Linked DNA regions of Homo sapiens: region 2 is linked to region 1. A link is an interaction called in ENCODE POLR2A ChIA-PET data of the cell type or tissue named here. Cell type or tissue: Panc1. All regions are shown on one strand. Each heading gives the region's core, and the rest is flanking DNA. Links, peaks and the distances in the headings are about the cores only.

Region 1 (4,853 bases), core at 1,172-3,671:
GATTCTCCTGCCTCAGCCTCCTGAGTAGCTGGGATTACAGGCCCGCACCACTACGCCCAGCTAATTTTTAGTAGAGACGAAGTTTCACCATGTTGGCCAGGCTGGTCTTAAACTCCTGACCTCCAGTGATCCACCCACCTTCACTTCCCAAAGTTCTGGGATTATAGGCATGAGCCACCATGCCTGGCCCTAGGAATTCTAGGTTTTTTATGAGGCTGTATGATATACCTCATATAGGAATTATTTCTCACAATATTTATGTGTGGTTACCTTTGAGGCATAATTCAACTAGGAAGTTGAATTACACCCATTATTTAATGAGGAAGGACAAAATTACATTACCTTTCCTCAACATGAAGAAAAATAAGACTATACAATAAAAGCGTTTTGGAAGCCCCGTGTAAGATATTATAATTACAAAGACAATTGGAAAACCCCAAGTGGAAGTTGAACAGAACACTCTTGCTCCTGGGAAGCATCAGAAATAGTCCGAGGATCCTGAGTGGGTGAGTCTTGGGTTTCCAATCTCAAGTGGTGATCCAGCATGGAGAGGAAGAGAATGACCAGAGAGAGAAGTAACCATGAAGTATTTTCCCAAAAATATTGAAAGGCATCGTTTGTCTTTCCCTTTACATGTAGATTCATCTTTTTGTATCCAGGGAAGGAAGGCATGATGCCTGGTCCCCAAGTGCTGCTCTGTAGCAAGACCTGGTCCAGATGCAACCAGTGTGTTGTATTGGGTAAGACAGCCATAACTCACACAACATCTTTACCAGATGGCAAAACCAGCATAGGTGCACCAAAAGGTCTCTTGAAGAAGGCTCCTAGTGCCTGTAATAGCTTCCTCATTTCTGTCCCCTAGCAGTCTAAGAATAGACTAGAATAGATGCACAGGTGACCTCCAAGAAATACTAGAGAAAATAGGGCTTGGGAGCAGATTCTTATGTCCCTGAATCTGCCCTTTTCCAAAAATCTTACATGATCCTAAAATCTAGCAAAGCTATTTAAATTAAAAGCAAAGAGTTTTAAACCTGTATCACAGATTCTTTTTTCCACATTCTGGTCATATTTTAACAGTTTCATTGGATTGTAAGACCTGCTTTAAATATCCCCAGGACAGATAGAGTAATCAGCGTCACCTATTTTATGTATGAGGCCAATAGTGAATTTCCCAATCACTGACTACATTCCTGTGTTTTCTGAGATGAGTTCCAGCAGACGCCACTTTCTGACAGAGCAAGAGGCTGATTTGGGTTCCACCTTCATTCAGAGGTCTACAGACCTGGGAGAGGTGTTGGCCAAATCACTTCACCCTTCAGGGATGAAATGTTCACCTTTGCAAAATAAAGAGGTTGATCATTTCCAAAGTCCTTTCCAACTCCAACATTCCAGAATGATTCCATAAATAAATATTAGATGACAACTTGTAGTTGTTTTAATGGTAGAAATTTAAGCCAACAATTTAGCCTACAGAGACAATGACCTGAGCAGAGAGTCAGCCCTTGAAATGAGAAATCTGCAAAACCGCAGGGGAAGGCAGAACAAAAGCCTTTGACAGCAGGAAGCTAAACTGAGCCTCTTTTTCCACTTTTCATTCGTCCTAGGCACTCCTTCCCCAGCTGATATGTCCACCTTCCACAAATAACCAGAAAGCAAACACATATTATGTATGCAACTACGAGCCATGTGTCATTTGTCTGGATTTTCATTTTTTAATAAGCTCTCTTATCATTAAGCCTCTCTCATTTTAACTTCTTTGCATCCTTCCAACAACTGTGTAATGAGGACGCAGTAAAACCCAAGCACGTAATAAGAGCAGATTACTCCTTTTAAAAAGCTGACCTGAAGTTCTAGTTTACTAACCAAAATGACTGGAGCCAGGCATATTAGTCCTTTAACCTTTTTATTACGTATATACATGAAAACAATTAAAGCTGGGATTTCTTTCCAGTGTATTATCATTTTCTCTTCCCCCTGGCCTTTTTCCATCACATTTCAAAGAATTTACATCATATCCACTGCAGAGTCTCTCCTGTTTCCATTCTTTTCCCTCCTTTCCTCTTAACAACGGTCATCCTTTTAAGGTTAGCCAACCATGGGCTATCATTATACACCAGCAGTTCAGTCGGGTTGGTACAGCAGCCGCAAATAAGAAGAAAAAAAGAAAAAAAAACGAAAGGAAAAAAGTTGTGGGGTGGGGGCATTTAAAGCTCCTCATAAAATTAAATCTTAGATTTAAATTCTCCCTCATATTTTATTGTCTTTTCTTTTCTTTTTCCTGTGGTAAATGGTAATTAGAGTCAATAATCTTTTGCTGAGAGAGCACCTTGTCTTCACAGTGTTTATATCATCATCATCAAAGATCTGCCTTAAGGCCCTGGCGTGTTAATAATTTAAGGTGTGCACAGCCTAGTTATAGCAGGAAGCCTAGTTATTGAGTTTGTAAACCAGCCGATGATTTATGGCAACACCTTGCGTGAGTCATGCTCATTAAATAAAATACTTCGGTTTAATAAGGAACATGGGGTACACAGTTCTTCCCGTTACAGGGTGAGTGTGCAATTGGAGATTGTTGAGTTTTGTCGCCAGGTTCACCACGGCGATTTTGTCTTAATTGTGTTGGCAGGCAAGGGAGGGAGGGCCATGTGTCTGTGTACATCTGCACATGTATGCATAGCGTGTTGGCCTTCTTCCTCCCCAACAGGGGCTACGAGTCTAGAGCTTTCTCTCCCTTGAGAAGCTGTATCACAGAAGCCAAACTCTCTGATAGAATGTTAAATCTTTCTCTAAAAGGCTACTAATTAAGAAACCAGAAATGTTCATGGAAATAAAATTACAAGAAAAAAATCAATATACGGTTGTTAAATGTAGCCTGCATTTAAGAGCCATAACCATATTTTACTGTTAAATGCTACGGTTTACTCATTAGGAATTCCTAAGCAGGCTGAGACAGCAAAAGGCAAACACAGCATTCTGGTATGTTTAAAAGAAAATTTGTACGCAAGGTACACTTTTTGTTTTTTTAATGTCCCGTATCTGGGACTTTGAAAAAAAAATCGGAATCATTTAGTTGGATGTACTGTTTCCAAACAAATGCATTCCAACAACCACTTGCATTTCTATTACTCTGAATTAATTGATCAGAGCATGAAGTGGGCGCTGAGAAAGGTGAGAAGCTACGCTTGTTTTGTTTCACAGATTTCCATACAAAATGAAATTTCAGGCCAGGAGCGGTGACTCATGCCTGTAATTCCAGCACTTTGGGAGGCTGAAACTGGAGGATCGCTTGAGCCCAAGAATTCAAGACCAGCCTGGGCAACATAGTAAGACCTCATCTCTACAAATAATTTTAAAAATTAGCTGCGTGTGGTGATGTGTGCCTGTGGTTCCAGCCACTCAGGAGGCTGAGGTAGGAGGATCACTTGAGCCCAGGAGGTCAAGGCTACAGTAAGCAGTGATCATGCCACTGCACTCCAGCCTGGGCAACAGAGTGAGATCCTATCTCAAACGAAAAAAAAAATGAACTTTAATATTTGGTTGTGTTTATTGTTGCATGATCTCTAGGAAAACTTTCCAAAAAAAAAAAAAAAAAGGGTAAGGAAAGACAAACTGAACTTCTGTTTCACGTGTCTGAAAAACTCCCACCTTTGGGACATTTCTGAGCAATACTTAAAAATGTTCTAGGCTGGGTGCGGTGGCTTATGCCTGTAATCCCAGCACTTTGGGAGGCCAAGGCAGGTGGATCACTTGAGGTCAGGAATTCGAGACCAGCCTGGCCAACATCCTGTCTCTACTAAAAACACCAAAAAAATTAGCCAGGTGTGGTGGCGCATGCCTGTAGTCCCAGCTACTAGGTAGGCTGAGGCAGAAGAATCGCTTGAACCCAGGAGGCGGAAGTTGCAGTGAGCTGAGATCGCGCCACTGCACTCCAGCCTGGGCGACAGAGACTCTGTCTCAAAAAAAAAAAAAAAAAGAAAGAAAGAAAGAAAGAAATGTTCTATAAGCAGAATCACTGAAACAAAAATCAATCACATTCATTTCATACGCTAAATATAGTCAGTGGTTTTTACCAGCTTTCTTTAGAAAATAAATGTATCTTCAAAGGGAGCTGCCGCAGCCAGGGAGTCCGCTGAGTGAGTAGGTTTACTTTGTGGTCTCTGTTTTACCGCGGAGAAAATGGCTAATCTGAGTTTCGAATTACAGCGCTTCCTTCCCAGGAACCCTACCTGCTTTTAGTCTGGTGCTCAATTTGCACGAACTGTCGCCGCTGTTTGTTGATATGGCTTCCATATTCAGAAACCCCACATACTACTCAAGACTAGGAAGCACGTCATAGCCTGCCCTGATTTTAAATAAAGTTTTACATTTTGCTTTGATAGTATAGGATACTATATTCCCTTTCCTGAGGTTGGGAGTTCGAGACAAGCCTGGCCAACATGGTGAAACCCCGTCTCTACTAAAAATACAAAAAAATTAGCTGGGCGTGGTGGTGGGCGCTTGGAGGCCGAGACCGGAGAATCATTTGAACCTGGGAGGTGGAGGTTGCAGTGAGCCAAGATCACATTGCACTCCAGCCTGGGCGACAAGAGCAAAACTCGGTCTCAAAAAAATCAAAAAAATAAAAACAGAAAGGACCCAGTTTTTCAAGTGTAGTCAATTTTATCCAGCCTCAAAATTTTTATTTTATTTTACTTATTTTTTATTGCTCCTTATGGGGCAGGGCTACCCCATAGGCAGTGTCCCCAGAGTAGCACAGCCTCAAAATATTAAGAAGTACTTACCTTACTCATTTCTAAGACCAATTGTATTCCTTTTCTCTTCATGCACAGAAATCTTGTATAGAGAAGTAGTTT
Region 2 (4,853 bases), core at 957-3,456, 320 kb before region 1:
CAATATTTTTATATTTAAATTTTTAAAATTTATAATTATTCCCATTTGAAGCTCAGGGAATTTTTAAGAGGCTTTTCTGAGGACATACAAGCCAGCATGTGACAGAAAACAGTCTAGATGCAAACCACATCTTCTCATTTTAACTCAAGTGCCTCTGGGATCTGTTGGAGGCATGAATACAGTCCATGTGTTTTGACCCAAGTCCACTACTCTTCACACAGTGACACAGTCGACAAATTAAAAATATGACCCCCAGAGGGTCATGGGTGAAAAAAGTGACAAAGATTGTTTTACATGCACAACAGCCATTTAGTTAAAAAGAAATCACGAACCTATCTTATTTTAACCTCTTAAGTGTTAGAGGGAGTGAAGGTATAGGAATACTTTCTGGGCCGGATTTGGATCTAAGTATTTGTATACTTAAAGCAGAGTCTCTCAACAGCAACACTACTGAAATTTGGGGCCAGCTATTTCTCCTATGTAGGAGTGACGGAGACTGTCCTATGCATCTTGGGCTATTTTGCAACATCCCTGGACTCTACTCACTAGATGCCAGTAGTGATAACAAAAAGTGTGTCATTTTTGACAGACATTGCCTCTCTGAGAAGCAAAACTCACTCTTCCCCTTATTGAGAACCATAGACTTAGAAGTATGATTTATTTTTTTCTGCACCTGAAAGGAGTTCTATTTAATCTGAATTATAAAATGTAACTGAGAAATGTTCCAAACTTCCTTCAGATGTAGAAGAAATCCAAAAACAGACTGTTCTCCCACACCAAGTGTGAGAAAATTGCCCGACCACATATTACCAAGAGCAACTATCTTGTAGTTGACAGTGACTTCCCTGACCTTCGATTTTCTGCCACGGATGGAACATTCACCATACATTGTATCCTGATGGCACAAAAGCATGCCATGAGCAGTAACATACTTAGAGGATGTTAAGAATTCGGGGGAATTTTGTCATTCAGATATTTTTACGTAAAATATGACAAATGCATGAACTGTGGTACTAGAACCCAAGGGGGTTTGTGCCAGTGTGAAATGAGTAAGAGAGGAAACCAAAACCAAAAAAAAAAAAAAAAAAAAAAAAGTGAATCCACCTGATCAACTGATTTTCAATAAAGGTTCCAGAGTAATTCAATGGAGGTATAAAAGTTTTTTCAACAGTGGTGCTAGATCAACTGGAAGTCCATATGGAAAAAAAAAATTAACTTTTACCATACAACATTTACAAAAGTTAACTTGAAATAGAACACAGATCTAAACATAAAACCTAAAACTACAAAAATTCTTAGAAAGACACAGGGGCAAAAATCTTCACAACTTTGGAGTAAGCAAAGATAGAATATATATATATATATGATATTGGATTTCATCAAAACGTAAAACTTTTTCTTTTTGAAAAGTACCATTAATTATGTAAAAGGCTGGGGATAAATATTGGCAATACATCTAGCACACCAGAATTTGTATCCAGAATACATAAAGAACTCTCACAACTAAAGAAGAAGACAAACAACTCAATTTTTTAAATGGGCAAAAAATTTGAATGAACATTTCACAAAAGGAAAGATATATAAATGGTCAATAAGCCCAGGAAAAGACGCTTCATGTCACTGGTCATAAAGAAAATGCAAACCAAAGCCACAGAAAGATAACACTGCACATGCATGAGATTTTCTAACATGTAAAAGGTTGACCATACCAAGTGTCGGCAAGGATGAAGAGGGATGGGAACCTTCATGTAGCGCCAATGGGATGTAAAATGGGACAAACATTTTGGAAAACAGTTCAGTCATTTCTTAAAATGTTAAAATACACCTACCATACCATCCAGTCATTCCAGTTCTAGCCATTGACCCACAAGATACAAACAAATGTGCCCACATTTGAATATGAAAATATTCATAGCAGCTTTCTTTATAACCAAATACTTTGAAAAACTCAAAATTAAAATATATCCATACAGTGGAATACTACTCAGCAATAAAAAGGAATGAACTATTAATATATGTAATAATATGGATGAATCTTAAAATTATTATGTCAAGTAGAAGAGACCAGGCAATAAAGACAATATACTATATGATTCCATTTGTATAAATTCTATAACATGAAAACCAATTTGTAGTGATGGGAAGCAGGTTGGTGTTTCCTGGGGTTGATGTGGAAGGAGACATGAATTTCAAAAAGGTACAAGGAAATTTGTACACAGACAGACATGTTTGCTAACTTGATTGTGATGATGACTTTAAGGGTGTGTACCTGTGTCAAAACTGTTGAAATCGTAAACTTTAAATATACGTAGTTTATTGCACTTCAATTTTAGCTCAATAAAATAAAAAGGAACAAGTTGTAGGAAAATAAAAAGTTTCATCTACCTAATAGAAATTGTGATGAAGGATACAATTCACCCCAAACATCTTTTATTCCAAAGTAACCACTAAAGACAATTTTGGTAAAGTTATATGTTGCATAAACATCCAACCCATGACATAGCTGTGCTTGGGAACCAGTCTAACTAGTGTATCTTGACTTTCAGGCCAGAATTTAAAATAACAAAAACATACACACACACACACACACACACACACACACACACACACACACACACACAGAAAGACAAGAGAAAGCGAGAGAGCAAGAGAGAGAAGTGAGAGAGAAAGACACCACAAAATTCTATTGCAAAGCAAAAATCACCTGTGTTACAATTATTTCCTTCTGCCGTCCTCTGCATTCTTTCTTTATTTGAGGCTGTCATAGTTCTGTCCTATTTTTGTTCAAAAAATAGCTAATCTTTTTTAAATAAAATGATACACCCTTACAGAGTGAAGTATTTGAGCTGGGTTTATATTAATGCTTCAACAAATACCAAGTGTTACAAAAGTTTAGAAATCTTGGGCATGCATTAATAAAGTGAATTCTATGTGCTTTATATTTTATGCTTGGGAAACCCAAACTGAAGCAAAATTATATTTAGTTGCTGTTGTAAAGGTGCCAGACCTGAAAAAGGTATACTCTGAGTGAGGTCTCACTCATGTCCCTAATGTAAGCTAAGTCAAACAATAAATGCACTTAATATTATTTGAGTCACAACAGAGAGATTAAGTTAACAACCAAAAAAATCCGGATTTATATTTTCCCTTATCTGGCCTCTTGGGGCATCTTTTCTCTGAAAAAAAAAAAAAAAAAGGGCTGAAAACCAACAAACTAGGACTTGAATACTTGTTAGGTGTATTGTATTTTTGCACTCATAAAATAAAGGACTGTAATTCTGTAGCTTATAATCACATTTTGTGCTTCTCTTTGTTTCTCTCTCACAATGGTGAATTGTTTATTATGTCACAGGTTAAGCATTATATAGATTTAGGGTGAGCTGACCAATGCTGACACAATATCAGGCTCTTACATCAGAACTTCAGTATTACTACATCTGGCCAGTGTAGACATAAGTGAACACATTATTTGCAAAGACATTATGCTTTTTTCTTTTTGCTCCAAGATCAGCAAATGCCTTGATGCAAATGATGTTATAATCCAGAAGAAGGGTTAGCACTTAGGAAGCAAAATAAGGCAAAAGAAATAAAACAGGTCAGAATGAAGGAAGAAGAAAGACAATACGGAAGCAAACAAGACACAAGATAAACCTAACAAAAATCTAAATTTAAAAAGCAAGCAGACCATAAGCAAGTAGACTCCAAAAAGTAGGAGCATAAATATCAAGAGTTGCACACAAATATAAGCAAACTTATTCTAATTATTTTTTAAAATGGAAGTAATGATAGCCAAGACAAAGAACATACTGTGATTTAAACACACACACACACACACACACACACACACACACACACACGAAACAAGGGAGACACACTGAATTTGAAGCATAGCTTTATAACTTTTTATCCCTGTGGTCTTGGCCAAGCCATTTAACTCTATTCTCCTTCAGATTTTTCTGTTTAATCAGAGTAATAACAACACAATCAAAGGAAAGTTGCTATATGAATTGAATAAGATAATGCTGATTGAGCCCTTAAGACAGATCAAGGAGCATTATATACCCAATAAAGTGTAGATACTTTTATAAATTTATTTAGGATCTATAACAGAGAAAAATCTAATGCCATACAGCAACAAATCAGTTACGCTAAAGAAACATTACTACTACATGTCTACATCAAAAGAATCTATAAAATGTGGCAATAGTCATGTAAGGGAAACTGAGAAAATAGTCCTAATAATCTACAATGATATAGTTCATCCAAATGATTAATGGCAGAGATATTACAGGAAAGAGAAGGGACCCGAAATGAAATTAGTGTTATTCAAATTATTTTCTTGACTTAAAAAAGTTTCAATATAGATTCACAGAGGGCCCAGAGAACCACCCAAAAAGAATCCCTAAAGAAAGATACCACCTTTTTGCCATGTTTTTAAATCTAAAAGATAAAAATCATATTTTACCAGCTGCAAATAAGAAGGTATGATGGCTAATTTCAGGTGTCAACCTGACGGGATACCCAGATAACTTGTAAAGCATCATTTCTGGGTGTATCTGTGAGAGTGTTTTCAGAGGAGGTTGGCATATGAATGAGTGGACTCAGTAAGGAAGCTCTCCCCTCACCAGTATGGGCGAGTATTATCCAGTCTGTCAAGGGCACCGAGAGAACATAAGGGCAGGGGAAAGGCAAATTCACTCTGTCCTCTGGAGCTGGGATATCAATATTTTCCTGCCTTGGACATTAGAATTCCAGGTTCATGGCCGGGCGTGGTGGCTCACACCTGTAATCCCAGCACTTTGGGAGGCTGAGGCGTGCAGATCATGAGGTCAGGAGTTTGAGACCAGCCTGGC

The links. ChIA-PET counts read pairs that join two places held together with the same protein. Peaks named below come from ENCODE experiments on the same cell type or tissue, not always from the same donor. Only the 100,000 strongest peaks of a DNase experiment are listed, where the experiment ranks them.
Region 2: POLR2A ChIA-PET joins it to region 1 with 5 read pairs; 2 of 35 experiments call an interaction of 5 or more read pairs at or near these places.

The regions. Positions count from the first base shown.
Region 1 is chr6:10,308,490-10,313,342 of GRCh38, forward strand. No RefSeq gene overlaps it. Among named protein-coding and RNA genes, the nearest start is that of TFAP2A-AS2, 94 kb to the right of the region's middle. In Panc1, for the core only: no CTCF peak of the experiment used is centred there; no DNase peak of the experiment used is centred there; H3K4me3 peaks cover 694 bases; H3K27ac peaks cover 2,500 bases.
Region 2 is chr6:9,988,735-9,993,587 of GRCh38, forward strand. It overlaps the pseudogene OFCC1. Among named protein-coding and RNA genes, the nearest start is that of TFAP2A-AS2, 410 kb to the right of the region's middle. In Panc1, for the core only: no CTCF peak of the experiment used is centred there; no DNase peak of the experiment used is centred there; H3K27ac peaks cover 128 bases.